2 separate regions of the Homo sapiens genome follow, and region 1 is linked to region 2. Evidence: read pairs that join two places in POLR2A ChIA-PET (ENCODE). Cell type or tissue: Caco-2. All regions are shown on one strand.

Evidence for each region. Peaks named below come from ENCODE experiments on the same cell type or tissue, not always from the same donor. Only the 100,000 strongest peaks of a DNase experiment are listed, where the experiment ranks them.
Region 1: POLR2A ChIA-PET joins it to region 2 with 12 read pairs; 3 of 35 experiments call an interaction of 5 or more read pairs at or near these places.

Annotation. Positions count from the first base shown.
Region 1 is chr21:36,349,625-36,357,624 of GRCh38, reverse strand. MORC3 (MORC family CW-type zinc finger 3) reads right to left here. Exons shown (of 17, transcript NM_015358.3): 10 at 901-1,005. Among named protein-coding and RNA genes, the nearest start is that of CHAF1B, 32 kb to the left of the region's middle. In Caco-2, no CTCF peak of the experiment used is centred here; no DNase peak of the experiment used is centred here.
Region 2 is chr21:36,183,572-36,191,571 of GRCh38, reverse strand. All of the region lies in intron 2 of DOP1B (DOP1 leucine zipper like protein B), which reads right to left. It overlaps LOC124905016 (a long non-coding RNA gene), which reads right to left and starts at 7,608. Exons shown (of 2, transcript XR_007067855.1): 1 at 7,566-7,608; 2 at 6,415-7,010. In Caco-2, no CTCF peak of the experiment used is centred here; a DNase peak (open chromatin) is centred at 3,371; H3K4me3 peaks cover 250 bases.

The DNA of each region.
Region 1 (8,000 bases), 170 kb before region 2:
ATTTTTAAAATACTAGCAGAAATTTTCTATGCTTATAAAGTATGCATGTGTATACTGACACATTAAAAAAATACAAGCTGGGCACGGTGGCTCATGCCTATAATCCCAGCACTTTGGGTGGGAGGATCACCTGGACCCAGGACATTGAGACCAGCCTGGGCAACACAGGGAGACCCCACCTGTATAAAACTTTTTTTAAATATAAAAAAATTGAAAAGTACGATGGGAAGTCTATACACTGAGCTGCATCTTTCTTGTTTTTCATTATATATCTTGGTTATCTTTGTAATAATGTATAAATTATGAATAATATGTATAATGTATAAATTATGTATAATAATGTATAAAGAACACACAGATAAAGAACACACAGATATTGTTCATTCATTCATTTATAGGACTGTTATCCTGTGATGTGTTACTAAGTGACTGTCAGGCATATTATTTAATTCATATAATTCGAGGAGGCAAATGCTCTTAATGTTCCCATTTTATACACAAGAAAATGGAGGCTTACAAGAGGCCAAGTAATATGTTCAATGCCACATGGCTACTTAAGCAGAATGAGAATATGAACTCAAGTTGGGTTTCAGCCCCATCATCCTAATGATACACTATACCAGTGTTTTTCAAACTATTATATAATCCATCCATAGCATCTTAAAATGAAATAACATTAACATGCATCACATATGGGTAAACATTGTTTTATGGATGTTTTGTGTGCATGTATACAGGTTTACATTCTATTCACTGATTTTGCAGTGCGCTAATTCATGTTGCAGAATTTATTCCTATGAGTTACAGTCCTAAGTTTGTGAAACATTGTACAATCCCTTTACTCTCTAATACCACATCTTGATATCTAAGTGAAATGATATGTTTTAAAAATGTACTTACTGTATATCTTCAACTGGCAAATTTAGAGGATATTCTGTATTTTTCTTCACTTTCATTTCATTCCAGTAATCATTCAGCTTTTCTCCTAGTGCTGTTATTGTAAGTCTTAAAAAGTAAATCATAAAATCAAGAAAAAATTCTTTTCAAACATAAATCATAAATAATCTAGTAATGAGTACATAGACACTGTGAAGAGAAAAAACTCCAAAACATATAGTTAATAAAGAACATTCAAGGTATAGGTGACCCTTGAACAACACAGGTTTGAACTGCACTTATACACAATTTTCTTTCAATAAATTAGAAAATTTTTTAGAGAGTTATAACAATTTGAAAAAAACTTCCAAGAACTGCATTGCCCAGAAATATCCAAAAAATTAAGAATAAGTTAGATATGTCATGAATGCATAAAACATGCAAATACTAGTCTATTTTATAATTTACTACCATAAAATATACACAAAGCTATTTAAAAAGTTAAAATTTATCAAGACTGAAGCATATACAGACTGTAGGTGGTTTCATTTGCAGTCAAGAGAAATGTAAACAAAGATGCAGTCTTAAATTATAACTGCATAAGATTAATTATATACATACAATATTATTATAGTAATTTCATAGCCACCTCCTGTTGCTATTTTGATGGGCTCAAGTTTTTTATTTGCTTCAAGTGCCTTATGACATGCTTATCTCCATGTAAGCATCTCCAAGAAATTTTATATTGCAGTAAAAATCGTTTAGTGCAATACTGTAAACCTTGAAAAACACCACAGGACCCACACGAACTGCCACTAGTGATGCCAGTTGTTTTCCCAAGAAGCAAAGTCATAATATAAGAAAAAGTATAAATTGCTTGATATGTAGGTTGAGGCGCCTGAGTAGCTGGGGCCACAGGCACTTGCCACCACACCTGGCTAATTTTTTTTTTTTTTCATTTTTTGTAGAGACAGGGTATTGCTTTTTTGCCCAGGCTGCTCTCGAACTCCTGGCCTCAAGCTATTCTTGTCTCAGCCTCCCAAAGTGCTGGGATTACAGGGATGAGCCACCATGCCCAGCCTGTTTGAACAGGTTTTTAATGCAAACAAAAGTACTCTATTCTGGGAAAAAATGCCACAAAGAACACTTATTAGCAAAAAAGAGGAGCATAAACCAGGATTTAAGTCCAAGAACGGACAGGCTAACCCTACTGCTTTGTGCAAATGTAGTCAGGTTTATGATCAGGACTGCCATTATCTATAAAGATGCTAACCCTTAAGCCTTGAAGAGAAAAGACAAACACCAGCTGCCAGTCTTTTGGTTGCACAAATAGAAGGCCTGGATGAGAAATTCTTTTTCTGACTGGGTCTATTGATGCTTTGTTCCTGAAGTCAGGAATTAACTTGCCAGTAAAGGACTGCCTTTTACAGTTCTTTTGATATTGGACAAGGTACCCTGGCCACCCATAACCCCATGACTTCAATACCAAAGGCATCCAAGTGGTCTACTTGTCCCGAAACACAATGTCTCTAATTCAGCCTCTAGATAACAAGGAGGGTCATAAGACCTTTAAGGCTCATTACACACAGCAAATCTACGGAAAAGATTGTTAACGCTGTGGAAGACAATTCTGACAGAGAAAACATCATGAAAGTCTAGAATAACGATGCCATTATTAAGTACAGAAAAAGCTGTGAAAGAAATCAAGCTCAAAACAATAAATTCCTGCTATGTCCACATGTTGTGCATGACTTCACAGTATTTACAAGATAGCCAGTTGAGGAAATCATCAGAGAGATTGTGGATATACAGGAAAAAAAAGGTAGAGGGCAAAAAGTTTCAAGATATGGATGTTGCAGGAATTCAAGAGCGAACAGACACCACACCTGAGGAAATCAACTGAAGCCTACTTGATGGAGATGAGTGTTTCTGAACCAGTGTTAGACAGTGAGGAAGAAGACAGAAGAAGCAGTGCCCAGACAACAAACTGACATTAGACAATCCAGAAGGTGGGTTCCAATTATTCAAGACTGCTTTTGATTTCTTTTACAACATGGACACTTCTATGATACAGGCACTGAAACTGAAGCAGACAGTGTAAGAAGGATTGGTACTGTACAGAGATATTTTTATGAAAATAAAAATGCACTGGGCACGGTGGCTCACGCCTGTAATCCCAGCACTTTGGAAGACAGAGGCGGGCGGATCACAAGGTCAGGAGTTCAAGACCAGCCTGGCCAATATGGGGAAACCCCATCTCTACTAAACACACAAAAATTAGCCGGGCGTGATGGCGTGTGCCTGTAGTCCTAACTACTCAGGAGGCTGAGGCAGAAGAATCGCTTGAACCTGGGAGGCGGAGGTTGCAGTGAGCCAAGATGTGGGCAACAGAGCGAGACTCCATCTCAAAAAAAAAAAAAAAAAAGAAAGAAAGAAAGAAAGAAAACAAAAATGGAAATAAGTCAGACAGAAATTACAGTGTATAAAAATTAAACTGAGTGTGCCTGCCTCTCCTTCCACCTCTTCTCGTGCCATGGCAAAACCAATCCCCCTTCTTCCTCAGCCTACTCAACACGAAGACTACGAGGATGAAGACATATGAACCACTTCCACTTAATGAACAGTACATATATTTTCTCTTCCTTATGATTTTGTTTTTGGTTTTCTTCTTTTTTTTTGAGACAGGGTCTCACTCTGTCACCCAGTCTAGGGTGCAATGGCGTGACTTAGGCTCACTGCAACCTCCACCTCCTGGGTTCAAGTGTTTCTCCTGCCTCAGTCTCCAAAGTAGCTGGGATTACAAGTGCCCACCACCATGCCCGGCTAATTTTTTTATTTTTAGTAGAGATGGGACCAGGAGTGGTGGCTCACACCTGTAATCCCAGCACTTTGGGAGGCCGAGGTGGCCGGATCACCTGAGGTCAGGAGTTAGAGACCACCCTGGCCAACGTGGCAAAACTCTGTCTTTACTAAAAAAAAAAAAAAAAAAAAAATACAAAAATTAGCCGGGCTTGGTGGCAGGTGCCTGTAATCCCAGCTACTTGGGAGGCTGAGATAGGGAGAATTGCTTGAACCCAGGAGGCGGAGGTTGCAATGAGCTGAGATTGCACCACTGCACTCCAGACTGGATGACAGAGCAAGACTCCATCTCAGAAAAAAATAAATAAAATAGTAGAGATGGGGTTTCACCATGTTAGCCAGGCTGGTCTCGAACTCCTAATCTCAAGTGATCTACCCACATCAGCCTCCCAAAGTGCTGGGATTGTGGTTCCCTGGTGGTCTAGTGGCTAGGATTCAGTGCTTTCCAAAGGGCTGGGATTACAGGTGTGAGCCACCGCACCGGCCTGAGCCACGGCACCCGGCCATGATTTTTTTTTTTTTTTTTTTTTTTTTGAGACAGAGTCTCTCTCTGTCACCAAACTGGAATGTAGTGGCTCAATCTCAGCTCACTGCAACCTCCGACTCCCTGGTTCAAGCAATTCTCCTGCCTCTGCCTCCTGAGTAGCTGGGATTACAGCCACACGCCACCAAGCCCAGCTAATTTTTGTATTTTTAGTAGAGACTGGGTTTCACCATGTTAGCCAGGATGGTCTCGATCTCCTGACCTCGTGATCCGCCCACCTCGGCCTCCTAAAGTGCTGGGATTACAGGCGTGAGCCACCATGCCCGGCCTATGATTTTCTAATAACATTTTTTCATTAGCTTATTTTAAGAATACAGTATATATTTAACATATGAAATACATGTTAATAGATGGTTTTCTTTTTTTTTTTTTTTAGAGAAAAGGTCTTGCTCTGTCACCCTGGCTGGAAAGCAGTGGCACTATCACAGCTCACTGCAGCTTCAAACTCCTAGGCTCACATGATCATTCTGCCTCGAGCATCCTGAGTAGCTGGGACTACAGATGTGTGCCACCATTCCCAGCTTAATCAACTATTTATGTTATCAGTAAGGCTTCCATTCAACAGCAGGCTCTTAAGGTTCTGAGGAGTTATACGTGGATCTTTGACTGAGGGGTAGTCAGTCCCCCTAATAACTGCGCTGTTCAAGGGTTAATGGTACTTAACATTGTCAACTACTGGTACAAGCTGAACATCCCAAATCCAAAAATCCAAATTGCTCCAAATCTGAAACTTTTTGAGTGCCAACATGATACCCAAAGGAAATGCTCATGAAAGTACCTTGGATTTCAGATTTTCAGATTTGCAATGCTCAACCAGTAGGCATAATGCAAACATTCCAAAATACAAAAAAATCCAAACCAAAACACTTCCGGTCTCAAAGATTTCAGATAAGGATACTCAACCTGTAATAGAGCTTTATGTCTTCCTTTTCAACCTGCCCCCCCCCACCCCTTTTTTTTGGCCTTATTACATTAGTTATTTCCTCAAGAATATTTAGTGAATGGCTGGTATCCTTAACTCTCCCACCCTTCTAAGGAAAGCTATCAATTGTTCCCCATTAGTAATGTAGCTTGCCGTGTGTGTGTAAATACTCTGTTATTATGCCCTTTGATTCACAGTTTTTGTAGGTGTTCCTTTTAAAAATAATTGCAAGTGCTTTTTCTCTATCTATGTATATGACCATAAGGGCTTTCTCTTATTAAACATCAATATGATGAACTATACTCATTTCTTACATTAAAACCACCCATATTGTCTTAGAACACAACCCACTTGGTTTTAATGTTATTATTCTTTTAGCATGTACTGGATGGTATTTACCAATATTTTAATTAAGACTTTTAATTCTATGATAAGAGACTGACATAAATTTCCTTTCCTGTACTCTTGAGCTTACTAACAAGGCTATGTGGCTTCATAAAACCTTTGACTACTGTGAACAGTGCTGCAATAAACATGAGAGTGCAGGTATCTCTTCAAATATACTGATTTTCTTTCTTTTAGATATATATCCAGCCATGTGATTGTTCAATCATATGGTAATTCTATTATTAGTTTACTTGAGGAAACTCCATCCTATTCTCCATAGCAACTATACTAATTTACTTTCCCACTAATAGTGTACGAGGGTTCCCCTTTCTCCACATCCTTGTCAGCATCCATTAACGAATAAATGAATAAAAAAACTATGGTACATACACACAATGGGATATTATCCAACCACAAAAATGCTGTCATTTGTAATGACATGGATATAAATGGATATACCTGGAGGACATTACATTAAGTGAAGTAAGTCAGGTATAGAAAGACAAATATCTCATGTTCTCATCCATATCTGAGAGCTAAAAAATACTGCCCTCAGGACATGGGACAGGTAGTGGGGAGAGGGAAATAAAGAGGGGCTGGCTAATGAGTATAAAAATACAGTTAATTAGAAGGAATAAGATACAGTATTTGGTACCACAATAGGACAACAGGGCCGGGCGTGGTGGCTCACACCCATAATCCCACCATTTTGGGAGGCCAAGGCGGGTGGATCACAAGGTCAACAGATCAAGACCATCCTGATCAAAATAGTAAACCCCATCTCTACCAAAAATACAGAAAATTAGCTGGGCATGGTGGTGCATGCCTGTAGTCCCAGCTACTCGGGAGGCTGAGGCAGGAGAATCACTTGAATCCCAGAGGCAGAGGTTGCAATAAGCTAAGACCTGGGGGCCACTGCACTCCAGCCTAGTGACAGAGTGAGACTCAGTCTCAAAAAAAAAAAAAAAAAAAAAAAAAAGGAGGACAACCGTAGTTAACAATAACATCTTATATATATATTTCAAAGTAACTAGAAGAGTAAAATTGGAATGTTCCTAACACAAAATAAGGCAACTGCTTGAGGTGATGAATATCCCAATAACCCTGACTTGATCATTACATGTTGTATGCTTGTATCAAAATATCACATGTATTCCATACAAATGAACTATTATGTATTGTTTTAAATAGTTTTTGTAAATAAAAAGACTGATGCCACTTCTTCCTTAAATGTCTGAATTTAGTATGTGGGAAGTTTTCTAAAAAGTGATTCAATTTCAAAGGAATGTGTCCACGTCATCTAAAATGGAGAAAATTTATTTGTGCTATCTGCTTAATGTTTCATGTCTGGAGGCTCTGTAGTAATTTCTTCTTTTTCATTTCTAATATTGATGATTTGTATTTTCTACTCCTTTTCCTTAATCAGTCTTGACAAATGCTTATAGACTTTATTAGTCCTACCAAAGAACCGAAATTTTTTTTTTTTTTTTTTTTGAGGCAGGGTGTCTTCTGTCACCAGCGCGGGAATGCAGTGACACAATCACGGCTCATTGCAGCCTCAATCTCCTGAGCTCAAGTGATCCTCCCACCTCATTTTTTTATTTTCTGTAGAGATAAGCTCCCACTGTGTTGCCCAGGCTGGTCTCAAACTCCTCGGCTCAAGCGATCCTCCGCCTACTAAAGTGCTGGGATTACAGGTGTAAGCCACTGTACGTGGTCTTTTTTTTCCTGAGACGGGATCTCACTCTGTCATCGGGTTGGAGTACAGTGGCGCCATCTTGGCTCACTGCACACTCCACCTTCCCAGGCTCAAATGATCCTCCTGCCTCAGCCTCCTGAGTAGCTGGGACCACAGACACATGCCACCACACCTTGCTAATTTTTTGTATTTTTGGTAGAGACAGGATTTTGCCATGTTGCCCACGCTGGTCTCAACCTTCTGAGCTCAAGCAATTTGTCCACCTTTGGGCCCCCTTAGTGCTAAGATTACAGGAAAGAGCCACTGCACCTGGCTGACTTTTTTGATTCATTCAGTTACCAATTTATTGTCTCTAGGCTCCAAATCCAGCCCAAGTTCTGGTACTCTGTTACTATTTTGCTAGGGCCCAGTGACCTCCCAGAGGAGCTTCAGCTGTGCCCATCAGGCCATGCTTTGCCCACCAGCAGTCTTCTGCTAGCTCCAACAACATAAGGCTCCCTCTACAGACCAGCTCCAACCTATCCACACACCCTATGTCAACCAGAGACCACGTCTATAGGCCAGCATTGGCCAGGCCCTCTATTTACCTATTTAAATTATTGACTTCTTTTTAAAGTTTATTTTCAAAATACTTGCATAACTTCTCTTAAGCTAAATGTTTTGCCACCTTGTGGATTTTTATTTTAATTACAAAATTATAATTACATTATCGA
Region 2 (8,000 bases):
TCAAGTGATTCACCTGCCTTGGCCTCCCAAAGTGTTGGGATTACAGGCGTGAGCCACCTCGCCCAGCCTAGCCATGAATTCTTGAGTGACACTTGCACGCCAGCCCCTCCTGGACTGAACTGACCAGAGAAGAGTGGGACTCATTTCAGCAAACCCTGAGGCAGCCCAGGGATTTGGTGCAGCTCTCTTGAGAGTGAGCTTTCAATCTTTAATTACCACAATAACTACCTTCTAGGGCTTGCAAACTCCTGATTCCCTCTTCAGGGTGTATGTGTGGGTATGTGGGTTTTTTTCTGTTTTTTGTTTTTTTTTTTTTCTGACTTGTTTTTTAAAGTTCTAGTGGGGTATGTCTTATTCTCTGACAGCGTCTTCACCCTTCCCCCAACGACACTCTTCCGCTCCCATTTGGCAATGTCGCTGACATTATGACCCACTAGCCACGGCTAGGAAAACTCCAAGGTAAGAAGTATTTGGATCCCAAGAAAGAAGCCTTGCTCTCAAATTCCTTCTAACTCTCATCTAGGAGGAGAAGCAAGAGCTCCTGCCCTCATGGTCGGTCTTGGTGACTTTTCCTTCTCTGAGCAAAAACTGGGCCACATGTCACTGTCATCCCTCTCCCGGCAGGTCCAGGGCTGCCAAGACTGGAATTAGCACAAAACAGGTGTGCCACCCTCACACTACCTTTCTCATCTCCATCCTCCATCCAGGCTTTGCCAAGAATCTTCTCCAGCAAGAAAAGCTCAGCAAACACTTCCAGGACAGTTTCACTATCCAGAAACCCAAACTGGCTGGCCAGTAAGCTTAATATACGTATCATATGAGAAATATTCTTCTGCAACTATAGAATAAATATCACAGAGAAATAGATGAACTGAGGTGGGGCACAATGGCTCACGCCTGTAATCCCACACTTTAGGAGGCCGAGGCAGGTAGATCGCTTGAGGTCAGGAGTTTGATATCAGCCTGGGCAACATGGCGAAACCCTGTCCCTACTAAAAATACAAAAATTAGCCAGGCGTAGTAGCACAGGCCTGTAATCCCAGATACTTGGGAGACTGAGGTGGGAGGATCACTTGAACCCGGGAGGCAGAGGTTGCAGTGAGCTGAGATTGCGCCACTGCACTCCAGCCTGAGTGAGAGAGCGAGACTCCATCTCGAAAAGAAAAAAAAAAGAAAGAGATGAACTGGCCAGGAAAAATGGCCATGTTTTCAAAATCACTTTTAATTTAATTAATTTATTTATTTAGAGACAGAGTCTCACTCTGTCCCCCAACACTGGAGTGCAGTGGTGCAATCTCGGCTCACTGCAACCTCCGCCTCCTGGGTTCAAGTGATTCTCCTGCCTCAGCCTCCTGAGTGGCTGAGATTACAGGCATGTGCCACCATGCCTGGCTAATTTTTATTTTTTGTATTTTTATTAGAGACGGGGTTTCACCATTTTGGCCAGGCTGGTCTCGAATTCCTGACCTCAGGCAATCTGCCTGCCTCAGCCTCCCAAAGTGCTGGGATTACAGGTGTAAGCCACTGTGCCCAGCTGAAAATCATTTTTTTTTTTTTTTTTTGAGACGGAGTATCGCTCTGTCACCCAGGTTGGAGTGCAGTAGTGTGATCTTGGCTCACTGCAACCTCCACTTCCCAGGTTCCAGCGATTCTCCTGCCTCAGTCTCCCAGGTAGCTGGGACTACAGGTGCATGCCACCACGCCCAGCTAACTTTTGTATTTTTTAGTAGAGACAGGGTTTCACCATACTGGTCAGGCTGGTCTCAAACTCCTGACCTCGTGATCCACCTGTCTCAGCCTCCCAAAGTGCTGGGATTACAGGCGTGAGCCACTGTGCCTAACCCAAAATCCCATTTTTTTTTGAGACAGAGTCTCGCTCTGTCACCCAGGCTGGAGTGTAGTGGTGTGATCTCAGCTCACTGCAACCTCCACCTCCCGGGTTCTAGCGATTCTGCTGCCTCAGCCTCCAGAGTAGCTGGGACTACAGGCGTGCACCAGCACGCCCAGCTACGGGGTTTCACCATATTGGCCAGGCCGGTCTCGAACTCCTGACCTTGTGATCCACCGTCTTGGCCTCCCAAAGTGCTGGGATTACAGGTGTAAGCCACTGCACCCAGCCTTCAAAATCACTTTTTAAAGTGCTAAAAAAATTTAAAAAGGAGAAACTGATTAAACAGGAAATTAAACTTTCTTATTTATTTCACTCAGGAACTACACTGTTCTAAAAGCATTCCTTGAGCTATAATTAGGACATAATTGTAACATTTTTGACCTCATTATATGCATAGGCTCAGTAGGCTGACCTTAAAAGAAAATACTAAAATGTTAAGTATAAAGTATGTTTGAAAAAAAAAGATTCAAACTACATCCAAGCTTAATAGAAATCAGGAAGTGTCACTGTTGCTCCACCCAAGAAAATATCTTTGTTTCCTTTGACTTTACACAACCTGACAGTATGACAGTCCCCAGGACACGGCATGATTTAGAAGCATTCTGTGTAGGGAACACGATGAAAAATTCCAAAAGGCTACACATGGACACAAGTTAATATGCTTAAAAATGGTTAAGATGGTAAATTTTATGTTATATGTATTTTACCACAATTTGTTTATATGTATTTTACCACAATTTAAAATGCTTTAAAAAAGGAGTAATTTAACCATATGGGTGGGGAGTGGACAGAATTATGTTTCATTTTTAAAACGCTTTATTTAGCCCGTAAAATAAAAATGTTAAATGTTTCCTTTAAAAGTTCCTAGAAGAGACAGTCACCCTACTTTTGCACAGAGTACAATGCTGACTTCAGAATGCCAGATGTCTTTGTCTAGAAAGAAATGTAAGTCAGCCAATTTAAAAGCACGTCTCCCACCAAGCAAACGAGGAGTTGCATTTTTCACGGTGAAACACTGACATGTCTTCCTTCTGGAAGTCAGGCATCTTTGTAAGGGTGTTCTTTTCATGCCACTGAAAGGAAGCTGCACAGTGGCACAGTGAGTCAGGGAGGCCAGGTGACACAGGCTCAAACGCTCAGTGAAGCACCTGCCAGGGGGCACTGTTAGTGCCCTTTAGACAGGACGAAAATGGAACAGACCAGCACTTGGCCAGGACTTCCCAAGTGCTCATGGTGTGGCATTCCACCTTGACTGAAATGGCATGACCCGGTTGCTTTGCCAGCTTGAGGGAGTGGCGGTGGCAAGAGATAAGCTGGAGAAACAGGCAGAAGGCAAGGCTGCCGAGAGCCATCTCAGGGAGTCGGGGTTCCACAGGTAACCAGTGAGACCAGTTTTTGTTGAACTGGGAGAGCAGTGCTGCTATAACTCCTATGTAAACAAGGAGCTTCCTTCTCTGAAAGGTCACAGCTGAAATATCATTGTGTTGTATTTACCTAAGTCAGTTGAACCCTAACAGGGCCATGCACGTGATTAATCAGCTCTCAGCATGAGTTATCCACATACCCAAATCCCAGCTTCCAATAAAGCTGCTAGCAAGGAATGGGTCACTCAGGCTAACTCCATCTTCTGCATCAGGTAAGAAGACACATTAGAATATGCTTTTTTTTTCCTTTTAAAATTTTCTTAAAATTACCATGCTGCTTGAGTAGGAGTAGAACTGAAGGCTGGGTGTATCACCTACTAGAGATTTTAAAAGCATGCTCAGAAAAAAAAGAAGCAGGCCAGGCGCAGTGGCTTACACCTGTAATCCCAGCACTTTGGGAGGCCGAGGCAGGTGAATTGCTTCAGCCCAGGAGTTCAAGACCAGCAACATGGCAAAACCCTGTCTCTATAAAAAATACAAAAATTAGCTGGGCATGTGATGTGCACCTGTAGTCCCAGCTACTTGGGAGGCTGAGGCAGGAGGATCACTTGGAACTAGGAGGTCAAGGCTGTGGGCGAGCTACGATCGCACCTCTGCACTCCAGCCTGGGCAACAAAGTGAGACCCTGTCTCAAAAATAAAATAAAAAATAAAATAAATAGGCTGGGCACAGTGGCTTATGCCTATAATCCCAGCACTTTGGGAGGCAAAGGAAGGCGGATCACCTGAGGTTGGGAGTTCAAGACCAGCCTAGCCAACATAGTGAAACCCCATCTCTACTAAAAAAAAACAAAAATTAGCCAGATGTGGTAGTGGTCTCCTGTAATCCTAGCTACTCAGGAGGCTCAGGCAGGAGAATCACTTGAACCTGGGAGGCGGAGGTTGCAGTGAGCTGAGATGGTGCCACTGCACTCCAGCCTGGGCAACAGAGCAAAACTCTTGTCGAAAGCCAGGCCTTGGCTTCAGCAATGTCATTCTCCCCACAGACGATGAATGGGCGCTGGCCACAGTCAAGCACCCTCCCCCGGGAAGGGAGGGGAGAGGAGGGGAAGGGAGGGGAGGGGAGGGGCAGGACAGCCAGCTAACCCAGGCCAGGCCTTGGGGGAAGAGCACAGTGGGTGCTTGACTGTGGCTGGCACCCACTCACCGTCTGCTGGGGGAATGACATTGCTGAAGCCAAGGCCTGAGCCCTGGCACCTTGGCAGGTTCAGAAGCTCATTTTTATCAGTTTACCCAGAGGTGGCTCTGCTGTGGAGGGAATGTTTTGCTGGCCGCCGGTCGAGCTCCTAAGACGGGCCCCGAAAGTCAATGGGAGGGGAACTGTGACAGAGGCCAGGCTCTGAGTGGCAGGCCTGGGTCCGAGTCCGGGCTCCAGCTCTCATCTGAGCAAGCCTGTCACAAGTCACCTGATAGCTCTGAGGCTCTGCTTTCTCACCCATTATTTCTGAAACCTGGAATCCTCCAAAGTCAGCACCATTCAGCCCCTTTTACTGAAGAACGAGCTGGAGCTCAGAGGTCTGCCTGCAGCTTCCCAGGTGTGCAGAGTATTTCAGGTCCGCCAGCGCCCTGCAAAGCCCACACTCCGGGGGTGGGGGTGGAACATGTAGACATGTCAGGGGAGGCTGAGGAAGTGCTGTAGGTGACCAAAAATATACCATCACCTACTCATAAGCTGGTCGTGCAGGATAAACTCAAAAAGGAGCTGAAACATACAGGGTATTCATTCTATTTCCACTTCCCCAGTGTGTCAGGGTTAACACTGGATATGCGTACACATGTCCACACATGCAGGCACACAAATACATACATACATACTTCCCATACATATACACACACACACCCTCTACACATGCATACATGTACACACATGCACACACTCCACACATACACACTGCATACATATACACACATGCATACACACATCCCACACGTGTACACATACACAAGTCATGAGCAATAGGGCCTGTCAGCCACACAGGCTGCTCCCAATCTCTTAGTTAAGATGACTCAAGAATCCACATGCTAGATCAGAAAATTACTTCTTTTTTTTTTTGTGAGACGAAGTCTCGTTCTGTTGCCCAGGCTGGAGTGCAGTGGCGCAATCTTAGCTCACTGCAACCTCTGCCTCCTGGGTTCAAGAAATTCTCATGCCTCAGCCTCCCAAGTAGCTGGGATTACAGGCGCCCGCCACCACGCCCAGCTAATTTTTGTATTTTTAGTAGAAACAAGGTTTCACCACGTTGGCCAGGCTGGTCTCAAACTCCTGACCTCAAGTGATCCACCTGCCTTGGCCACCCAAAGTGCTGGGATTACAGGTGTGAGCCACCACGCCCGGCCCAGAAAATTACTTTTTAAAACACAAGGCAACAAACTCACCGCTGCCTCACAGCGGGTAATCTGCAGCACACATGTGCAAATGCTGCCCCTTATTTTTCCCCGTCAGAGTTTATTATGACACTTAGACTCAAAGCCACTCTGTCTTGCCACTAACGCCTACTTTCCCTGTCTTCCCATAGAGGAAGTTTAGGTAGCTGTGATGCTGTACAGTACCTTCCGCATTTCTAGACTTATATTTTATTCTTTTGCGATGGCACAGCACTTCCTCAGCCTTCCCTGACATTGTTACATGTTGCCCTCAACCCTGGAGTGTGGGCTTCACAAGGCGCTGGCCGACCTGAAATACTCGTCATACACCTGGGAAGCTGCAAGCAAGCCTTTGAACTCCAGTTTCTTCATCAGTAGAAGAGGCTGAGTGGCACTGAGTTTGGAGGATCCTAGGTTTGAAAAACAATGGTGGCAAGCATATAATAGGGGCTCACAAAGGAAACTGTTCTATTTGGGGGGTCTAAGAGCTAACAGTCTCAGAAGTGATGAAAAATGGCAGGAGGAGGTGAAGGCAGCTGAGTTCTGCAATAAACCACAGGAAAAGAAGGTAAGGATGTGGGGCCGACTCTCCCTTCAGAACACAGTCTACACCTTGAAATGTACATGATGCAGAGAACACTGCCATTCTTATGCATTTATCATCACAAACCAGAAAATCAAATAAAAGTAATCATACCATTAAAAATATAAAATAACATAGTATCGGGAGATGTTATTTTTCTAATTTTTAAACATATTTTATTGCACATACAAATGATCTGTTTAACAAACACCAAAGCTTATAGGGAAACCTGCTTGTTAAAGTCAGAGACAGAAGAAAAGGAAGAACGCCTTCGGGACACAGTCTTACTACAAATCCTCAACAGGTTTCAGTCCCCAAAGTTCTACTGGTAGAACTCAATATTCTTCAAAAGTCACACCCAGAACAGAACTGGCATGCTCTAATGAAATGAGATGTTAACTCCTCCTCCCCAGCGCCTTCTTCTAGAGAACTCCCAGAGGCCTTCCTGACCCTCAGCGCTACAGCAGATTGGGCGCAGAGTGGCTGTTCAGAGCTCCAGGCTCAACCTCCCACAGCGATCCTGTTCCCCGCAGCCCGCAGAGCCTCCCACACCTGAAGCGCACGTGGGCTGCCTGCTGGGTCAGCACTTGCTGCGTATGCCGGGCAGCCTGAGCACCAAGGAGGGGAACGCAGAGCCTCAGGCCGGCAGCGAAGCACACAGCTCTCCACGATAGCCTGTTCTGAATCCAGTCTGCGGTCTTCCTCCTAGTGCTTTTTCCTCCTGCTTCCCTGTCCCTGGAATAAGCTACCTGCACGGAAGCAGGAGACCTGTGAAAGAACCATCTCTCGGCAGCTGGGTGGGAAGGGGCCGCAACAGTGTATACAGGGGCTGGGCACGGTGGCTCATGCCTATGATCCCAGCACTCTGGGAGGCCGAGGTGGGTGGATCACTTGAGGTCAGGAGTTCAAGACCAGCCTGGGCAACATAGCGAAACCCGCCTCTACTAAAAATACAAAAATTAGGCCGGGCGTGGTGGCTCACACCTGTAATCGCAGCACTCTGGGAGACCAAGGCAGGTGGATCACCTGAGGTCGGGAGTTTGAGACCAGCCTGACCAACATGGTGAAATCCCATCTCTAATAAAAATACAAAAATTAGCCAGGTGTGGTGGTGCACATCTGTAATCCCAGCTACTTGGGAGGCTGAGGCAGGAGAATCACTTGAACCTGGGAGCCGGAGGTTGCAGTGAGCCAAGATCACGCCACTGCACTCCAGCCTGGACGACAGAGTATGACTCTGTCTCAAAAAAAGATAAAATAGAAAAAGCAAAAAACAAAAATTAACCAGGCGTGGTGGCACGCACCTGTAGTCCCAGCTACTCGGGAAGCTGAGGCAGGAGAATAGCTTGAACCTGGGAGGCAGAGGTTGCAGTGAGTTGAGACTGCACCACTGCACTCCAGCCTGGGCGACAGAGTGAGACGCCATCTAAAAAAAAAAAAAAAAGAAACCATGTACACAGGAAATGTGAAGATGGCATGAAAGCTGGGCTATCTCCAGATACATTCAAGCCCAAAGCTGACTCCTCTCTCCAAAAGGCAGCAGCTATACAACTCTGTCCCGGGCACTCAGAACAAAGAGGCAGAGTGCTGTGGCTGGCAGAGGCGGCAGGTGCTGGAAGCACACGACCCCCTCCAAAACACAACAAAGGTTCCGTAGTTGGAATGGTGCCTCCGCCATGGGGAGACAGAAGGTCCTCTGCAACTGCTCTGTAGGCGTCCTGCTCCCAGCCAGAAACCAC